Linked DNA regions of Homo sapiens: region 2 is linked to region 1. A link is a loop called in an ENCODE intact Hi-C map of the cell type or tissue named here. Cell type or tissue: PC-3. All regions are shown on one strand. Links, peaks and the distances in the headings refer to the core of each region. The heading gives the core; the rest is flanking DNA.

What was found. Hi-C counts contacts between places; a loop is a spot of excess contacts. Peaks named below come from ENCODE experiments on the same cell type or tissue, not always from the same donor. Only the 100,000 strongest peaks of a DNase experiment are listed, where the experiment ranks them.
Region 2: a loop joins it to region 1, with 3 times the contacts of the local background. A loop is called at or near these places in 1 of 110 quality-filtered maps.

The regions. Positions count from the first base shown.
Region 1 is chr6:154,194,853-154,200,200 of GRCh38, forward strand. IPCEF1 (interaction protein for cytohesin exchange factors 1) reads right to left here. Exons shown (of 12, transcript NM_001130700.2): 10 at 4,816-5,188. It also overlaps a transcript of OPRM1 not described here. Among named protein-coding and RNA genes, the nearest start is that of OPRM1, 160 kb to the left of the region's middle. In PC-3, for the core only: no CTCF peak of the experiment used is centred there; a DNase peak (open chromatin) is centred at 2,489; H3K27ac peaks cover 317 bases.
Region 2 is chr6:154,315,017-154,319,830 of GRCh38, forward strand. All of the region lies in intron 1 of IPCEF1 (interaction protein for cytohesin exchange factors 1), which reads right to left. Among named protein-coding and RNA genes, the nearest start is that of IPCEF1, 39 kb to the right of the region's middle. In PC-3, for the core only: no CTCF peak of the experiment used is centred there; no DNase peak of the experiment used is centred there; H3K27ac peaks cover 998 bases.

The DNA of each region.
Region 1 (5,348 bases), core at 754-4,753:
CAATGCCATTGATGCCAATGATCATATATTCAAGGTTTTCCCAACATCAAATGATACTTCACAAAACAAGATTACTAGGTAATGTTCTAGGAACAAAATTAAGTGCTGAGGATACAAAGGCCAAGATCAGTCTTCACCCTGATAGGCATGCTGCAGAACCCCTCATCTCCCCTTCCTTCCCGTCTCCACTGCCACCTCAGCTGTTATGCAGGCTCCCTAAACCTTCTTATGTCCTGTCTCCTCTTATTCTCTTCTTCCCTGCACTCTACAGCTAAAATAATTTTTCTTTTCTTTCTTTTTTTTTTTTTTTTTTGAGACAGAATCTCGCTCTGTCACCCAGGCTGGAGTGCAGTGGCACGATCTCGGCTCACTGCAATCTCCGCCTCCAGGGTTCACACCATTCTCCTGCCTCAGCCTCCCGAGTAGGTGGGACTACAGGCGCCCGCCACCACACCTGGCTAATTTTTTGTGTTTTTAATAGAGATGGGGTTTCACCATGTTAGCCAGGATGGTCTCGATCTCCTGACCTTGTGATCCGCCCACCTCGGCCTCCCAAAGTGCTGGGATTACAGGTGTGAGCCACCGTGCCTGGCCCAGCTACAATAATTTTTCTAAAGCATACTTCCAACTCACCCTGATGAGAAATGGTCATCCATTAGCTGTTTAAATTAAGGAACACCTATCCCAGTATTCAACCTCAACCAAATGTCCTTTCCATCCCCTTTACCCACGCCTCCCTTCTCCATGTACATATCTTGCCACTTAGATGAGATCTTGTCTTGGGTCCCTGCTCTCTTTTAAACCTCTCTCTGGAGTGCTCTGTATCTCTTCTGTGGCACCTATTTTACTCTGCTTTCTTTTGTTAAATGTGTCTAGTTCCTCCCACTCAGCCCATTAGGTGTTAACATTTTTTAGACCAGAATTGTACCTTGTTCACAATTTTTTTTTTTTTTTTTTGAAACGGAGTCTTGCTCTGTCACCCAGGCTGGGGTGCAGTGGTGCAATCTCGGCTCACTGCAACCTCTGCCTCGCAGGTTCAAGCAATTCTCCTGCCTCAGCCTCTAGAGTAGCTGGGATTACAGGTGTGTGCCACCATACCTGGCTAATTTTTGTATTTTTAGTAGAGACAGGGTTTTACTATGTTGGCCAGGCTGGTCTCGAACTCCTGACCTCGTGATCCGCCTACCTCGGCCTCACAAAGTGCTGGGATTACAGATGTGAGCCACCCTGCCCAGTCCCCCTGGTTCACATTTTATTCACTTTAGCACAAAGTACATCAGCACATGTATGTTAGGTACTCAAAAAAATGATATATACACAATATAATAATGCAAAATTGAATGGAGTCCAGTTTTGGACTTATTTTTTATTACATACTTCCTGAGGAGGCATACTGCATGATTCCAACAGCAACTCTCAAAGTAGCTAGCTAAAGTACTGTTCACACTCAGATTGTGTACAATTTTGTTAATATTTTTTAAATCCTAAAATCTGGCTCATTCATGTCACTTTCCTGAAACATCATGCATGCTCTAGAATGCCTGCCTCTTCTTTAACAATGTTTTATTTTTTTTAATTAAGCTTGTTATCTACATGACTCCCAGATCAATTCTGGCTGTGCTTATACCTGATAATTTATTTGTATAAATTGGGTATTCGTCTTATTTGCTGACATGCAGCTTTTCAGCATCCAGAGTAAGGTTTCTTCATTCATTAAGTAGAAGTGACATTGTCTCCACATTGTCAGCAGGTAGTGTGTGTTGTACATATGTGACTTACTATCACACAGGCATAAGTCATGGTTCAAAAAATTTCTAACAAAAGAAATGAGGAGCACAGGGTAAAATTGAGCTGAAATGAACATGTCATTAACCCTCTCACCTCTTTTCCCATTATGCTTTGTGAAAATAATCAGTGAATAATTCCTAGAGCTCTGGAACCTGGAACTCTCAGTGAAGAAAGGCAATAGGAGGCAATTAACACCCTGATTTTATTTTTTCAATAGCTTAACACTACAGGAGAAAATGTCTAACAGAGTATTTAAATTCAGCATAAAATCCTAGCAACCACAATTTTAATTGCATACTAACTGCAAAAATATTTCTTTCATTGTCTAAATAAAAGGAAGACTGTAATATGTACTGTCTGCTTGTTTCAGGACTCAGTTATTAATCTTTAAGAATCTTTGCTAGGATGAAAGCCTCTTCTTCCAGCAAATGCATCCTGAGACTGGGACTTAATCTTTTAAAATCCTAGCTCTCATTTTGAACCATGTTAAGATTTCTATCCCTGATATAAAAACACCTTGAACAATTTCAGACACAAGAATTTCAGGAATTTTTTATTAGTAACTCAAAAACAATACCTTTTAAAAGTCACAAAAATGAAAAGCTACCTTTGTCTGCAACACATAAACACACATGTAAAAAAAAATGCACAATATGAAATTTGATTACTCAACAGCAAGTCATCACAAATGCAAGCAAAGATTGGGTTGCTGTTTCCATAGAGATGACTTTAAGTGGTTCAGTTCTTCTGGGAATTTAACCAAATCCCCAGCAGCAGAAGAAAATCATCAGCAAAAATTCTGTAGCATATGAGAACTGCCAACAAATCAATGAGAGAAAAAAAATACTTTCATTTTCTTTTCCTTTTTACCAAGAGGAATACTGTCACATTGAGCTGTTTGAAGAAGTATACAGATTTTGCTGGTCACTCTGCATGTAACTCAAAACTAAATAATACCAGGTTGCTTCATTCTTACATTAAAAGGGCTGGTGGTACCCAGCCAGGCTCTACAGCACATGCAATCCTGGAATGGCATTTAGCCAGGAACAAGGACTGTTGCATCTTCCCATGTCTCTGGCTATGGTCCTAAAAGAAAACCCTCAACCTCCAGGGTTATCTCTTGGGAAAGAATGCAAATGGGATTTTATTCTCTAGTATGTTTTTGAAGCTATGCTCATCCTGGGGGGTGTGTGTGTGTGTTTGAAATTTTTTTAGTTCTACTTACGACCCAGTGATTAAAGTAAGCGTTTGTAGGAGAAAAATAATAGATGTAGTACTTTTTATTATTTTCTTTAGTTTCACCAGTCCTATATCTGGAAGTCTCTTCTAAGCATCAAGATAGAGGTCATCTAGTTCAAGATGCTTAAATTCTCTCTTCAGTATATCTTTTCAAGAACAAGAGGTGTGACCAATACACAATAGGCAATCAATATTCAATGAAAATGTTTGTCTCAGAATGAGTAAAGACCTCCAGTGATAAGGAATGCATTCCTTTCCAAGGAACCCATTCTATTTTTTGAAGAGTTCACAACATCAAAAAAAAGTTCTTATGCTGAGCATGAATCTATCTCCTTTTGACTTGCACCATTGAACTCAATTCTGTGCTTCCAAGGAGATACAATTAAGCTCAATACTTTCACCAAACGACAGCAACTCACAAACCTGAGGGCGGGTTGAGACTACTCTTCCTCACAGTCCAATCTTCAGCCCTCTCCATTCCTCAGTGACAAGGTTTCCTTTCTCCTCCCTATGCTACTCATTCACCTCTAGAAATAGGTTGGTTTGCCAGACTTTATTTACTCCAGTTCTTCTAATCTAGATAGTTGGCCTAAATAAAGGGGAGAAGTATAAGAAAAATGCCATCAGAGGCCAGGCAGGTCTGTGTAAAGCATCTTTAGGTAAGGCCTCAGAGAGTGGTGACAACTGTTATAACTTGGAGAATTAGTTACCAGGCTGAGTAATGAAATTTACATACTTTTAAAATATTACATACACACACACACACACACACACACACACACACAACTTGTTCTGCAGTTGTGATCCTTGGGCAAATTACGCTGATACCAAAAATTAAATTAGCAGGGTACCCATCTGAAATTTGAGAACTTAAAGAAACATTCCCTGATTAGGCTAGAGGAGAGGAGAGAGCAGTCATCTATGTCATTAGACACTCTGGCAAGTGATTATGAGAATTTAGCAAGTCAACTTTCTCTCAATGGCACACCAAAAATATACAAACCAAACTCATCATTCTTTCACTGCTCAGTATCTTCCATCAGGTAAGCGTGTTTTACAGCAGAATGAATAGCGCACAATCAGAAAAGATACGTCACGATTGAACAGTAATAAAAATAAGTTAGTCCTGGATAAAAGACAAGGACCAGTTATCAGAGTATTTTTTAAACCTCATATTATTAACTTCCACACACAATTAATTCTTTCCTTTGTTAAGACTTAAAATGTTTTCTGAACGCATGAGTTGTGCTCTCCTTTATATGTAAAGGTTCTAATGCTGCACAAAGTGCATGCAAATTGTCTGTCTTCCCATCAACCACACAGGAACATTCAGGAGCCGACAGGCTAAGAATTAGATACTGTCTGGGGCACAGCCCAGAGAAAGTGGCTGATCTAAGCTCATTTTGAACTATCAAGGTGATGTTATGAATACCAGACTACAAAATCCTGATTTAACCACCACAGGCTCCAGCGCATGGGACATGGGACCAAAAAAGAGGCAAGTTTTTTCTCCGATTGGTGGAAAAGTATCATTATTTTATGATCACATGTCTTGGAGTTCTGAAGCAATTGGTTAGTGACACTTATAGCAAGTAATTAGTGGCCTAGTAGCTGGAGTTGTCCACATGCAAACTCCTCTACAAAGCAACCTCTGGGCATAGCCCCACTTGACTAATTATTGAATCATCATTCATGAGTTTAACCATTCTTGTTACAAATTAATATTACAGTTCCATATACAAACAAATATTCACTCTCTAACGAAGAATAAATAATTTATTGGTTTACCTTTGTCCATGATCTTTGATCCAGCAGGCTTATCTGGGACAGTAAGATGGTCATGATTGCTACTCAATGAAGAAGTATCATCACTAGATAAAGAGTTCAAAAATCCACTTTCTGATGTGACAAAACTGTTTTCCAGGGCCTTGTGGATGCCTGCCTCTGAGGGTACAGGTGAATGAACTTGCACAGCAAACGTTATTGGTTGTCCCTCATCTTCAGCAGCAGACAAACTGTTAACTGTGTCAGGCAAGGATTGTCTCTCTTTAGATAAGGAGGAAGGAAAACTGCTGGGTGTCTTCACTGTATTTTCCAGGGAAGAGAAAGAATACGACGTTCCACTCAGGCTGGGTGAGGATGAAGATGCCTGCTGTGCAGTCTATTTTTCACAAATAAAACCAAAAAAAGAATAAAAGACATCATGATTAAACCATCATTCTCTACCTTTTATTTTCAATCACGGTGTCCCCGTGTTATTTCAAAAAGTGACCAATAATAAAAGAGTCAAAAGGTAAAGATATGATATTTATTTCTGTTTG
Region 2 (4,814 bases), core at 401-4,400, 120 kb after region 1:
ATTACAGGCATGTGCTACCACGACCAGCTAACTTTTTTGTATTTTTAGTAGAGACAGGATTTCACCATGTTGGCCAGGCTAATCTCGAACTCCTGACCTCAAATGATCTGCCCGCCTTGGCTTCCCAAAGTGCTGGGATTATAGGCGTGAGCCACCATGCCTAGCCCACTAGTGTGATTACTTGATTAACATCTGTCTCTCCATTAGACTAAAAGTCCTGGGAGAACATGGACAGTGAATATTTTTGCTCACTCATGTACCTAAGCACTTAATCATCTTGGTGCTCAGTAAATATTTGTAGGGCCAGAGCATTTCTATGAACATGACATTTCTACAGGGAAAAACAGGGTCCGTGAAGGCAAAGAGTGGGAGCCCTTAGAAACTGAACAGCTTTCTCTAATAACAGCTGTTTCATTGACATAAATAAGCTGAGTTACAAGTAGCCCAGATCCCCAGTATGGAGTTCAGTGTCAAGATCCTTATTTTGAACATAGTTATAAGGCATAAGGCAAGAACCAGAGTCAGAGGCTCTAAGTCAATTTCCTTTGTGGTAACGATCACAGATGGGAATGGGCCAGTATCCACCATTAATGACAACTAAGTCCCGGATTTTATCTTAGTCCTGTGGATCTATACCAAGCTTGGGAGCTGATAGTCACACTAGCATCCCTGTATTTGGCCCTGAGATACCAATCCCCCATCTGTCTTCAAATAGGGAAAACAGAGTCAAATTTGAAGTTTTAAATATTGATGGGAAATTGATGAAAATCTAAGTACAGAAATCTAGAATCAAAATTAAAATGTGCAATTTTTTTTGGGGGGGAGCGGTGGTGGACAGTCTCACTCTGTCACCCAGGCTGGAGTGCAGTGGCCCAATCTCAGCTCACTGCAATCTCAGCTCACTGCAATCTCAGCTCACTGCAATCTCCGCCTCCCAGGTTCAAGTTATTCTTGTGCCTCAGCCTCCCAAGTAGCTGCGAGTACAGGCATGAACCACCAGGCCTGGCTAATTTTGGTATTTTCAGTAGAGACAGTTTCACCATGTTGGCCAGGCTAGTCTTGAACTCCTGGCCTCAAGCAATCTGCCTGCCTCAGCCTCCCAAAGTGGTGGAATTATAGGCAAGAGCCACTGCTCCCAGCCAACATGTGCAAATTCTTAACCCTCACTTTAGGTAACACTGTAAAATTGGGTTGCCATTATTGGCCCTCTCCTTCACTCATAGGGAAGCACATTTTTTTAGATGTATGCTATTGTACACTTAATAAACTACAGCACAGCATCACTTTTATATGCACTGGGAAACCAAAAAAATTAAGGTGACTCACTTTATTGTGATACTTACTTTATTGCTGTGGTCCGGAACCAAACCTGCAATATCTCTGAGTTATGCCTAGATACACAAGGTATACTATTCTGTATTTAAAAAAAGAAGGAAATTCTGTCATTTGCAACAACATGAATAAACCTGGAGAACATTATGTTACATGAAATAAGCCAGACACAGAAAAACCAATACTGCATACTCTCACTTACATGTGGATTCTAAAGAGATTGAAGTCATAGATGCAAAGAATAGGATGGTGGTTAGTTACCAAGGGTTAGGGGAAGAGGAGATGTTGGTCAAACTATATAAAAGTTCAATGAAACAGGAGAAATAAACTCAAGAGAGCTATTGTACAGCATGGTAAGTACAGTTAATAACGATGTATTGTATTCCTGAAAATCACTAAAAGTGTAAATTTTAAGTGTTCTCACAACAAAAAATGAGTATGTAAGATTAGACATGTTATTTAGTTCAATTTAGCCATTCCACAATATATACGTATTTTAAAACAACATGTACCTAGTAAGTAGATACAATTTTCTCAATTAAAATTAATTAGTTAATTGGAATAATAATAATACTGCTGGAAAAACTGGATAGCCATATGAAAAAAAATTAACTTCAATTCCTACCTCATAGACCTAAACTTGACAGCTGAAACTATAAAGCTTCCAGAAGAAAATATAAAGTAATATTTTTGTGATCTTGGGGTAGGCAAAGATTTCTTACTCAGGATACGGAAAGCAATAAACATAAAAGAAAAAAATTCTAATCACAAGTGATGTTAATAGAATAAGCAAGCCACAAGCTGGGAGAAAATATTCATCAAACATGTGTTTGTCAAAGAATCTGTACCTAGAATACATAAAGAATTCCTCCAACTCGATAATAAAATGACAAGTAGACCAATTAAAAATGAGCAAATGGGCCAGGCACAATGGCTCACGCTTGTAATCCCAGCACTTTGGGAGGCCGAGGTGGGTGGATCACGAGGTCAGGAGTTCGAGACCAGCCTGGCCAACACAGTGAAACCCCGTCTCTACTAAAAATACAAAAAATTAGCTGGGCATGGTGGCAGGCTCCTGTAATCCCAGCTACTCAGGAGGCTAAGGCAGAAGAATCATTTGAACCTGGGAGGCAGAGGTTGCAGTGAGCCAAGATTGCACCACTGCACTCCAACCTGGGCGACAGTGAGAGACTCCATCTCAAAAAAAAAAAAAAAAAAAAAAAAAAAGCAAATGACTCAGACACTTAACAAAAAAATGTAAAAATGGCCAAAAAATACATAAAACAGTGCTCAACATAGTGAATCATTAGGAAAATGCCATAAAACCACAATGAGATACCACTACACACCCACTATAATGGGAAAAGTCAGAAAGATGTTGGTCTCATACAAAGATGAGAATGTAAAAAGCTACAACCGGTTTTTTTTTAAATGTTTGGTGCTTTCTTATAAACATAATATGTTCTGTGACCACCAGGTCTGCCCTTTAGTATTTACTGAAGAGAAAGAAAAACATGTATCCACGCAAAGATTTGTCTATGAATATTCATAGCTAGTTTGCTTATAATTCAGGTTGGAAACAACCCAACTGTCCATCAATAGGAACAGATAAACAAATTGTAATATGTTCATAAGACAGAATATATAGTAATAAACAGAAACAAAATACTACTGATAATTTACCCAAGAGCATAGATTAATCTCACACACATTATGCTGAACAAAAGAAGTCAGATATGTAAAAGTACAAGCCACATGACAACTTTGCTATGAAGTTCTGGAACAGGCAAGACTAACCTTTGGAGAAAGAAATCTGAACAGTGGTTGCCCTGGTGAGAGTAGAGGGTGGGGGGATTGACCTTAATGGAGCAAGACGGGAAAAATTCTGGTTTTTGGTAATAGTTTGAGTTCCATGAACATACACATTTGTCAAAACTCATGGAGCTGCAGCACTAATGACCTGTGCCTTTCACTACATGAAGACCAAGACCCAATAAAATAATTTAGGTCACAGAAGGTAATTTGAGAATATTATTTCCAGGGAATTAAAATTTAACTTGAAAACAAATGAAGGAATAATGTAGGGTAGGATTCATTCCACTCTTGCCCTTCAGAAGGATAAGCCCCAGATTGGGACCGAGATGGAAGGCACAAATCTGCTTTCATTTCCACCTTACTAGAATCACGATGTGCTTCTGGTTTTAACAATATGTATTTTCTTGGCCGGGTGTGGTGGCTCACGCCTCTAGTCTCAGCACTTTGGGAGGCCAAGGTGGGTAGATTGCTTGAGCCCAGGAGAGGCTGCAGTGAGCCGAGATCACACCACTGCGCTCCAGCCTGGCTGACAGAGTGAGACCCTGTCTCAAAAAAAAAAAAAAAAAAAAGAAGAAGAAGAAAACAATACATATTTTCTATACAACATGCACCCAATGTCAATAATTATTTTTTCCCTCATTCCATCCATACACAAAAGCTAATTTCATCATCTGGAACCTTCAGAAGATATGATCTGTTTCAGCACTGGCCACGTTAGCCAACCTATGTGTGTCTGTCTCAAACATGATGTCAACAAGGGGAACTTTCAAGGATAAATGTGAATGTTTGTAATTTTTGCTTTATGTGCTGACTTTAGAACCTAATTGAAGATAAGCTATGATTCCATAGTAATTTTTTCTATGCAGCAGGGTGATAACTAATATCTTAGATTTAAATGTATAACTAAATTCTTGTCATATTATTCTTAGTACTCTGGTTATAATTGAACATACCAATTGTGCGTGAATGAAGTATATTAAAATTCATTCTGCTCTTTTCCCTTCCCTCCCCTTACCCAAAAACATGAACTGTTTATAAAATTTTCAGAGTCTTTTCATTTGGTTTTACTTATCTGGACTCATAAGCCATGCATGGTAAATTTCAGACCTATAATTTGTGGCTTCCTGCTTCCAAGATCACTCCAGAATAGTTCTCATGTGACTGTTTTTCTAGTTAAATATTTACACATATACATGGGGTACACAGGCAGTTCATATTTGACATGATTTAACAGCATCTACATCTGTTTCTCATTATAACATGGCAGAAAAATGTGCCTACTAAACATTTTTTAAATATATTTGTTCAAAAAATTGTTTCTACTCCTAAGATGTTTTCCACATAAAGAAAACAGAAGATGATCCCCCGCCCCCAGGCCCTTTTTAATTCCCTTTCTCTGGTTCAGGTTTCTCTCTTGCTATCAATCATTGCTTTCCAAGCCTAACCAAAGCATGTGTCATGTCTTATTTTTATCAGTGTGTGAGAAGCACAAAATTAAATTGAGACGCGAAGCGGGGAAACATCTTATTTAAATTTAAAAAGCCTTCAAAAGCAGCAAGTGGCTCCGGGTGTGATACTTCAAGATTAGCAAGATCGTGTTTGAATGCACTCCCTGCCCATATAAACAAGCCTGAAGTCTGTTCCACGCTCCCAATACACGGCTCAGG